Regions from separate parts of the Homo sapiens genome. Here region 2 is linked to region 1. Evidence: chromatin contacts called from ENCODE Hi-C or POLR2A ChIA-PET data. All regions are on one chromosome and are shown on one strand. The core of a region is the stretch at or near the end of the contact, and the rest is flanking DNA. Distances in the headings are between cores, read along the strand shown.

Evidence for each region. Hi-C counts contacts between places; a loop is a spot of excess contacts on that map. ChIA-PET counts read pairs that join two places held with the same protein, here RNA polymerase II (POLR2A). Pooled maps may share reads with other maps.
Region 2: a map of posterior cingulate gyrus shows a loop between it and region 1 (2.5-fold over the local background). The contact joins two enhancer-like sites. A Hi-C loop is called at or near these places in 5 of 168 maps with a recorded cell type or tissue (IMR-90, heart left ventricle, heart right ventricle and 2 more), 2 of 37 single-sample maps with no recorded cell type and 5 of 50 pooled maps. POLR2A ChIA-PET finds 5 or more read pairs at or near these places in 2 of 52 experiments (A549 and A673).

Annotation. Positions count from the first base shown.
Region 1 is chr2:235,509,159-235,513,780 of GRCh38, forward strand. All of the region lies in intron 1 of AGAP1 (ArfGAP with GTPase domain, ankyrin repeat and PH domain 1), which reads left to right. It overlaps TNRC17 (trinucleotide repeat containing 17), which reads right to left. Exons shown (of 1, transcript NR_146582.1): 1 at 4,582-4,622. Among named protein-coding and RNA genes, the nearest start is that of AGAP1-IT1, 5.7 kb to the left of the region's middle. Within about 2 kb of position 2,358, at least 8 of the 41 ENCODE cell types and tissues checked have a DNase peak (open chromatin) inside an H3K27ac peak, as active enhancers do.
Region 2 is chr2:235,571,844-235,576,465 of GRCh38, forward strand. All of the region lies in intron 1 of AGAP1 (ArfGAP with GTPase domain, ankyrin repeat and PH domain 1), which reads left to right. Among named protein-coding and RNA genes, the nearest start is that of TNRC17, 56 kb to the left of the region's middle. Within about 2 kb of position 2,153, at least 2 of the 41 ENCODE cell types and tissues checked have a DNase peak (open chromatin) inside an H3K27ac peak, as active enhancers do.

The DNA of each region.
Region 1 (4,622 bases), core at 1,108-3,607:
AGTTGGAATGCTTTTTCTACACTTACTTGATTTTTGTCTATCTGTTTAGAGAAGTGTTTTTTCTGTTGTTGTTGTTTTTTAAACTTGAGATGGAGTCTGGCTCTGTCACCCAGGCTGGAGTGCAGTGGTGCGATCTCTGCTCACTGTAACCTCTGCCTCCCAGGTTCCTGGGTTCAAGCAATTCTCCTTCCTCAGCCTCTTGAGTAACTGGGATTACAGACATCCACAACCACGCCCGGCTAATTTTTGTATTTTTAGTAGAGACGGTTTCACCATGTTGGCCAGGCTGGTCTCGAACTCCTGACCTCAAGTGATCCACCCTCCTCAGCCTCCCAAAATGTTGGGATTACAGGTGTGAGCCACCACGCCCGGCCAGAGGTGTGGTTTACATAAAGTAAACTCCAACTCTTGAAAGTTTACCATTTGATGAGTTTTGACCCCTGTAGCTACAACTGAGGTATGGAAGGCAACCATTCCCCGACCCCAACACTTCCTCATGCCCGTTTGCAACCTGCATCACCTCTGTCCGTCTGCTTGCACCCATCTGCTGTCTGTCACTGTGGATTAGTTTGCATTTTCCAGAATAAAATAGAAATAAGATCATGCATTAAAAAGGGGGTCCCCAGCCTCTGGGCCATGGACCAGTACTGGGCCTATTAGGAACCAGGCCACACAGCAGGAGGTGAGTGACGGGCCAGCAAGTGAAGCTTCATCTGTATTTACAGCCACTCCCTTTGCCTTGTGTTACCCCCTGAGCTCCACTTCCTGTCAGATCAGCGGCGGCATTAGATTCTCATAAGCGCACAAACCCTGCTGTGAACAGCACATATGAGGGATCTAGATTTGGCGCTCCTTATGAGACTCTGATGCCTGATGATCTGTCACTGTCTCCTGTCCCCCCCAGCTGGGACCCTCTAGTTGCAGGAAAACAAGCTCAGGGCTCCCACTGATTCTACGTTATGGTGAGTTGTAGAATTTTTTTCATTATATATTACAATGCAGTAATGATAGAAATAAGGTGCACAATAAATGTAATGCATTTGAATCATCATGAAACCATCCCCCTGCCTCCCTTCAGTGGGAAAATTGTCTTCCACGAAACCGGTCCCTGATGCCAAGAAGGTTAGGGACCACTGCAGTAAAGGACCCCTTCTTTGACTGGCTTCATTCAGTCAGCATGATGATTTTTAGGGTCATTCAAGTTGTTACATATATCCATAGCTTTTTCTTTTTCATTGCTGAGTAATGTTCCATTGTATGGATTTACTACAGTGTTTTTATCCTGTGGATGGATATTGATGGAGTTGTTTCCAGTTCTTGGCTTTTACAAATAGAGGTGCTGTGAACATTCACGTGCAAGTCTTCATATGGGCACGTGCTTTCATTTCTCTTGGGTAGATACCTAGGAGTGGAGTGGCTGGGAGATGTGCTGGGTATATAATTAACTTTTATGTAAACTGCCTGCTGTTTTCCAAATTGGTTGATTTTACTCTCCCGCCGGCAGTGTGAGAGTGTCCACTTTGGGCTTAAGTTCAGCAGGCTTCTGGCAGTGATGGGATAGCAGCTGTCCTTAAGAAAGAGCATTTGCCCTCTGTGTCTCTTGGGCTGTGAAGTGTCTTGTACTGATGAGGGGGGTGGGAGGCTATAGGAGTGAGGCTGAGGAGGGAAAGGAGAAGCCTCAGAAAGAGGTGCAGACTGAAGACCACCTTAGAAGGTCGCAAAATCCAAGGGAGCAGAGCCAGTGTGCCTCTCCTTGTGACCTCTGGCCTCAGTTTCCCTGTCTGTAAATCCGGATGTTTGGCCAAGATCAGTTTTCAACAAGGTGCTGGGTGGGGGGGCGGGGGGCGGCGGTGTATGGCGTGCAAGCATTGTAGCCCCCAAGAGGACATTTGGCCATGTCTGGGGCAATTTTCGGTTTGTTACAACTTTGGGGTGTCATGGTTGTTACTGGCACGTGGCAGGTGGAGGTGAGGGATGCTGCCCAAGATCCCGCAATGCCTGGGGCAGCCCTGAGTCTTCGTCATCCCGAGACTGAGAGCCCCAGGTCAGATGAGCTCTGTGACCCCCTCAGCCTCTGATCCACACTCACCAAGGATTACTCTGGTGCACGATTCTGTTTCGGTGGGAGCTGGTGTAATTATCTAGAGGTGTGTCTACCTGTGTGCCCAGAGGGGCCCGCCCTCTCGGTGAGCAAGGACACCTGGTTCCCTGGGGTCTGAGCCAGGCCCTCAGGGAGGGGGGCAGCCAGGAGCCGCAGGGGGCTCAGCCAGCTCCTGGCCCTCAAGTGTTCTAGGAAACCGGCTTCTCTGTGGGGATGTGACTCTCCCTCACTCCTCCCATTGCCTGAGTAGGCAAATTCCACCTAGCTCTTTATGACTAACTGCCTGGCAGCCTGAGCTCAGGGCAGTTCCTAACGAACTTCTTTGATTATTAACCTATGCTGGGCCCAGGGAAATTACTCACTTGTTTTCTGGCCAAGAGAAAATCTCCTGGAAACTTCTATATATAAATCTTTTTGACAATTCCGCATTCAAGAGAGTTCCCCTGGCAGTTCTTCTATTTGTAGGGTGGGGAGAAAAACCCATGTAATTTCCCCAAACTGTGGATTTTGTTCCTATAGAACATGCTTGTGAGATTCAGTGTGCGTATTTGTGTGAGTGTGTGTGAATGTGTGTGTGAATGTATGAGTGTGGATGTGTGTGAATGTGTGTGTGTATGTGAATGTGTGTGAATGTGAGTGTGAATGAGTATGTGGATGTGTGTGAATGTGTGAATGTGTATGTGTGGGTGTGAATGTGTGTGTAAAGGTGATTGTGAGTGTGTGAATGCGTGTGTGAATGCGTGTGTGACTGTGTGAATGTGTGAGGTGTGAATGTGTGTGAATGGATGTGTGTGTGAATGCGTATGTGTGAATGTGAATGCGTGTGTGAATGTGTGTGTGTGTGAATGTGTGTGTGTGTGGTGATGGTCATTGTCCACATTGGTGGTCTTGTCACTCACTTCTTGATCTGTTGCTGCATCAGCAGAATGCTGGGCAGATGGCTGCATCTTGTTTGGGAGTTTGGGAGTTTTCTTTGAGTATCTGTTTTTTAACTTTCAGGGGAGAATACCAAGGTTGGGAAACACTGGTTTTGCTGACATAAGAATAAGAAAATTGGCCAGGTGCATTGGCTCACACCTGTGATCCCAACACTTTGGGAGACCGAAGTGGGAGGATTGCTTGAAGCTAGGAGTTCAAGACCAGCCTGGGTAACATAGGGAGACCCCCATCTCTACGAAAAAACAAAACACCCAGGTGTGTTGGTGCTGCCTATGGTCCCAGCTGCTCAGGAGGCTGAGGTGAGAGGATTGCTTGAGCCTAGGAGGTTGAGGCTGCAGTGAGCCATGATTGCACCACTACCCTCCAACCTGGGCAACAGAGTGAGACCCTATCATTAAAAATCAGTCAATCAATCAATCAGTCAATCCATGCGCGTCCTCCCCCATTCCTGCCTTGATTTCCCTGTTAGGATTTGCCATGGGGTGGGCAGCTGGGCAAAGGCATCTGAGCTGGAGGTAGGTGATAAGCTCCCTGGGCCTCCCACCCTGCCTGCCTCTGCTCAGTGGCTCCTGGGTCCCTCCTGACCATGTAACCTTTGCGCCAGCCAGAGAATCTGCCCTTTGCCTTCCTCTCCAGGAAGTTGTTGAGATACATGAGTGAAAATATTATTCTTTTAAGTGCTTTGGATGTTATAAAAAATACACTGTGCCATTAATGCTCGTGCAGGGCTCCCGGCCGGCCTAGGCCCTCTGCACTTGAGATTCCTCTGGCAGCATCTGTTTAGAACTGGGCACTCCTGGTTCTGGTCAAGTTTATCCTGACCAGTTCATTTCATGGCAGTTCTGGTCATTTTTGAGAAAATCTAGTTTGCACTTTCATTGGGCCCCTTTGTGTTTTCTAGTTCAGATGTGGCTTCTCTAGCTTTTTCTTGCTGCTAAATGGTCTTAAAGGTTTGAGATCAGTGTCTCAGACTTTAGCCTGCGTCAGGATCACCTCAGGTCACGTTTTAACTGAGGGTGGGTTAAAATGCAGATCACTGTGCCGGGCGCGGGTGGCTCATGCCTGTAATCCCAACACTTTGGGAGGCTGAGGCGGGCAGATTGCTTGAAGTCAGGAGTTAGAGACCAGCATGGCCAACATGGTGAAACCCCGTCTCTACTAAAAATACAAAAATTAGCCAGTAGTGGTGGCAGGCGCCTATAATCCCAGCTATTTGGGAGGTTGAGGCAGGAGAATCCCTTGAACCCAGGAGGCAGAGGTCGCAGCGAACTGAGATCGCGCCACTGTACTCCAGCCTGGGCGGCAGAGCAAGACTCCGTCTCAGAAAAAAAAAAAAAAAAAAAAAAAAAGAAATGCAGATCACTGGGCTCCACCCCCAGAAGTTCTGATTCAGTGGGTGGCGGGTGAGGCCTGGGAACTTCATGACGAGCCCCCTGGCAAGGCTGCTGCTGCCATTTTGGTGCCACACTTTGGGTACTATGGCTTTGGGCACTCCCAATCCAGGTGCCATGGCATGGGGAGCAGTGGGTGAACCAAATCCTGGAGCCTGGACTGTTCCATTGGGTGCATTTCTGGCTGGCAG
Region 2 (4,622 bases), core at 903-3,402, 62 kb after region 1:
AATCTTGGCCTCCCAAAGTGCTGGGACTACAGGCGTTTGCCACCACATCCAGCTGCTGCTCCATCTTTAAAGTTGTCTTGCCCACACTTTGTGTGTGTGTGTGTGTGTGTGTGTGTATACATATATATGTATACACACACACACACACACACACACACACTTTTTTTTTTTTTTTTTGAAGCAGCTCGTCTTTATTGAAACTTCTTAAAACATCCAACCTGATTTTCAAAGCTCACAGCTCTGCTCCTGGCTTTGGGGGCTTAGCCTCTAATTTGGGTCTGAACTTTATTGAGCTTTGCTTGGCAAATGCAATGAAGAAAGTGTTACCAGGTGGCATTACTGAGAGCCCTTGAGGGTGGGGGGAGATTGCGTGCCGTGCCCTGTGTGTGTGTCAGCTGACTCTTGACCCCCGCTTGCAGCTCAGCATGGCTGTGTGACTTAGGACTTTCTAGATGCACATAATTTCAGGAGTGGTATTTGAGTGCATTTGGCACCAGGCATGGGGTGGCTGAGCCCCATCAGTGGCACCTCACTGTTGCTGTGCACTGGTGGGGTAGTTCTTCAGGCAGTGGGGGTGATATCCATCAGCAGGTTCCACCACTGGGCACCACCACCCTTCCCCCGCAGGTGCTCCTCTGTCCTCTAGATGTCCTGCCTCCTGCGTCCTTTGCACCATACCCCACAGGTCCTGCCACCCCTGCTCATCATCTCTCTTGCTGTTTTCATCTCTGAAGTCCCTCCTATAGGGGCTTCCTGCCCACTTCTCTGCACCTGGGCTTCTGCCCCAGCTAAAATCTCACCTCTCCAGAAAATAGTGGCCAACTTCCCCATCACCTTGGCTAGAAGTCACCCCTCCATTTGGAATGCCACAGCAGCTGCCCTTAGAGTCTTCCTGCTCTGGCAGGCCGTTGTGTGCATCACACTGACTTCAGCCCCACAAAGGAGGACCTACTGTGTGCTCAGCGTGTGCCCAGCTCTGAGTGAGGCTACACATGTGAACAGGACCAGCTCGGCTGCGGGAGCTCCTGGTGTTGGGGGCAGGCAAGCAGACATTCTGCCTGAGACTCCTTTTAGAACGTGAATGAGAAGCAGCACGAGAGTTGCTGTCAGACTCCCCGATTGCTCCATCTTTTTTCTTCTTCTTCTTCTTCTTCTTCTTCTTCTTCTTCTTCTTCTTCTTCTTCTTCTTCTTCTTCTTCTTCTTCTTCTTCTTCTTCTTTCTTCTTTCTTCTTTCTTCTTTCTTCTTTCTTCTTCTTCTTCCTTTTTTTTTTTTTTAAAGATAGAATCTCACTCTGTTACCCAGGCTGCATTGCAGTGGCACAGACAGCTCCCTGCACCCTGGATCTCCTGGGCTCAAGTGCTCCTAGAGTAGCTGGGCCACAGGCATGTACCACCATGCCTGGTTACTTTTTTACTTCTTTGTAGAGACAGGGTTTTACTTTGTTGCCTAGGCTGGTCTCAAATTCTTGGGCTGAAGTGATCCTTAGCCCCTCAAAGTGCTGGGATTACAGGTGTGTGTCCCTGCACCCGGCTGCTGCTCCATCTTTAAAATTGTCTTACCCACACGTACTTACATTTTTTGTTTTTTAAAGCAGCTTGTTTCATTGAGACTTACCAAAACATTCAACTTAATTTTCATAGGAAAAAGTCCTCTTATTTAAATTCTTATTTAGTCAGTGTGTATAATGTTTAATCAAATGATGTCATTATAGTTACTATTATTAAAACTCCCATTTCATCGATTTGTGTGATATTTAAGTGATGTGATAATAGTTAGAAGGAAGCGTATGGAAGAAAGTGTGGCAACAACACTGCTGACACTGGAGGACAGAATTCTGGTCTCTGCAAACGGCATGAGTGCGCCCCATGAGTGCGCCCCATCACCAGCAGGTGGGCTTGGCAGGTGTGCCCCGGCTCATCTGGAGAGTCAGGTCAGGGGTGGCTGGTCAGGATAGCTGTTACCACATGGAATGTGCATTCCTAAATCCAAATGCTTGCCTCACCCCAGTGCTGAGCCTGGCCAGCTGAGAGGCTGGAGACCCCGTGTATTCATGGCTGGGGCTGGCTCCTGGCAGAGCCTCCCAGCGGGTTGGCATTCTGTTCAGCTTTCCCCTGCTGTCGCACAACCTTTTTATTGACCCCTCCCTTCCTGTGTTGGCCAGGAGCCCACTGGCTTCACCAGACCCTGACTGTTAGCTGGTCAGGGAGGCAGGGCCTGGGTGCCTTGGGGCCTGTCCTATCTGAGGTCCACAGCCTGCAGGGACATCACCTAAAAGTTGTCATCAGCTTCATTAGCAGCACTCAGGCCCAGCTGGGCATTCAGCTGTGACTGCATTCTGGCACCTGAAGCATCTGGGCCTGGACGGACTCTTTCAGGTTGTTTGGATAATCATCCTAAAAACGCCTCTGAGATCCACCCCCACTCCTGCCATCAGGCATTAAAATCTTCCGAACAGAAAAGCTGAAAATGTTCCCTTACCTTAAGGGAAAGGCCTCAATGGATTGATTTAATTGTATGTGTGAAGCATTTTTTCTTCTTTGCTAAATGCATAAACTGTATAACGAAATGTAATTAGTGAAGGTGCATTATCTGATAAAGTAAATCTCAGCCACTGGGAAGAGCCCTTTTTGGCAGTGTAGTTTCTCTTTTAATAGCTGTGATCAGATTATACCTTTAAATCTCTTTAAACACTTCCCACCACTGAAGTCTTTGGTTTCCTTGATTTGATAGTTTTTACCAGGCTGTTCAAAAAGTCAAGCAGTGTTCTTTTAGGTCCTTTTTGGTTCTGTGCGACAGTTAATGAATAGTCATGTGCATTTGACCCCTAAAAGGAAGGTCTTTTGCTTTTTAAAGAGACTGTATTAAGAGGAATAATGGACCAAGTACACCAGGAGGGAATGAACGAGAAAAATAAAAGAAAGAAAATCACACAAGACCAAATAACTAATTTTGAATATTTTCTGAGACCTTTGGTTTAGAATCTAAACTTTGTTGAGGCTGGGCGCAGTGGAGCACGCGTGTAATTCTAGCACTTAGGGAGGCCGAGGCAAATGGATCACTTGAGCTCAGGAGTTCGACACCAGCCTAGGCAACATGGCAAAGCCCTGACTCTTCCAAACATACAAAAATCAGCGAGGCATGGAGGCAGACACCTATGGTCCCAGGTACATGGGAGGCTGAGGTGGGATGATCGCTGGAGCTTGGGAAGTTGAGGGTGCAGTGAGCCACGATCGTACCACTGCACTCCAGCCTGGGTGACAGAGTGAGATCCTGTCTCGAAAAAACAAAAACAACAAACCAAAAAAAAAGGTGACATTGAGAATAAAGAGATGGTGGTTGGATTTGTGGCTATTTTTCCAGCTGCTCAATAGTTGTACAAAATGTAGCTTGATATGATGAGTGTTTCCAAAATTCCTAAATTACATGTCATGTTTGTTGATTATTTGTATATGTTTTAATGTGTATTAAAAAGACACCAAAGGTGTGAGTTCATAAATATTAATACTTAGGATAAACTTAAGATTTGAAAGAATTTAAAGTTGAAGAGAGTTGAAGTAGGTGATAGTTTAGGTGGTCTTTGAATGTGGCAGAAGCCACAAAGGTGGTGCATGAAGTTTGGGAAAAGCTGAGCCGAGGAAACTGGAAGGCTTTCTCCTTTAAGGACCAGTGTGATTCTAGGCTGTTGAATGATATCTTCAGATACCCGTTTGTCCTGTTGCTCTGCCTCCTCCGTGAGCTGTGCTCACGGGTGGCCAGGTGTTTGACACTAGTATCCAGAGACAAACTCAGACATGCGCCCTGGGCTCTACTCCTGGAACCTGGGAGAAAGGGCTGCCGTAGGGAAAGGTGTGAACGCACAGGTTTGCATGCCTAAAATTATAACACTTTTTTATTGCAAAGGTTCTTTTCAGCTTTTTTCTTTTCAAGTAAATGGAGATGTGTCTTTCTTCTGTTTCTGGTGTCCTTTTTCTTTCCGTAAAATAACCACCTCTTTACTGAGATTGGGGAGGGAAGTCTGTCTCCATTGAATTGTCTGCTGTCGACATCAGATAAGACATTCCCTTCTGTTCTGTTTTCAAAAGAAGATGATGTGAAAAAAAAGTGGCATTTTTATGAGACGTGTTGTCCCCTCACATAACTTCTTGGATACCTTTCCCTTGTCCTAGGGACCTAAGCCTCTCTGGGTGTCACTGTCCGTGCACAGCCTGTGATAAGCCGCTGTGTGGCAGAGACCAACTGTGGGTGATTTGTCGCTCCCCAGAGCCCGGTTGCAACAGGAGGAGCCACCAGGCTGGGAGGGCACCAGGCAGGAGGCTGGGTCCATACCTGGCGCAACCCTGGGCCTCAGGTTCCCCAGTGGCAAAGGTAGGATAGGGGCTTTGGTCGCCTCTGTGCTATGAGTCTTTGTCCAGTTTGTCAGTCACCATATTCGTTTTACTCTCCAGTCTTTTCTATAAAAGTGTTTGGGGGCCAGAAGTTGTTAACCTGGTTCACTAGAAGCTAATGCATTGATTATTTTTGTGTGTGTTGTACTCAGCACGTGCTTCTCAGTGCGCTGTGTCCTCATTTGCTGTTTCCCCTGAAGTTTGACGAGTATGGTATATTCTGGTCACCAGGCAG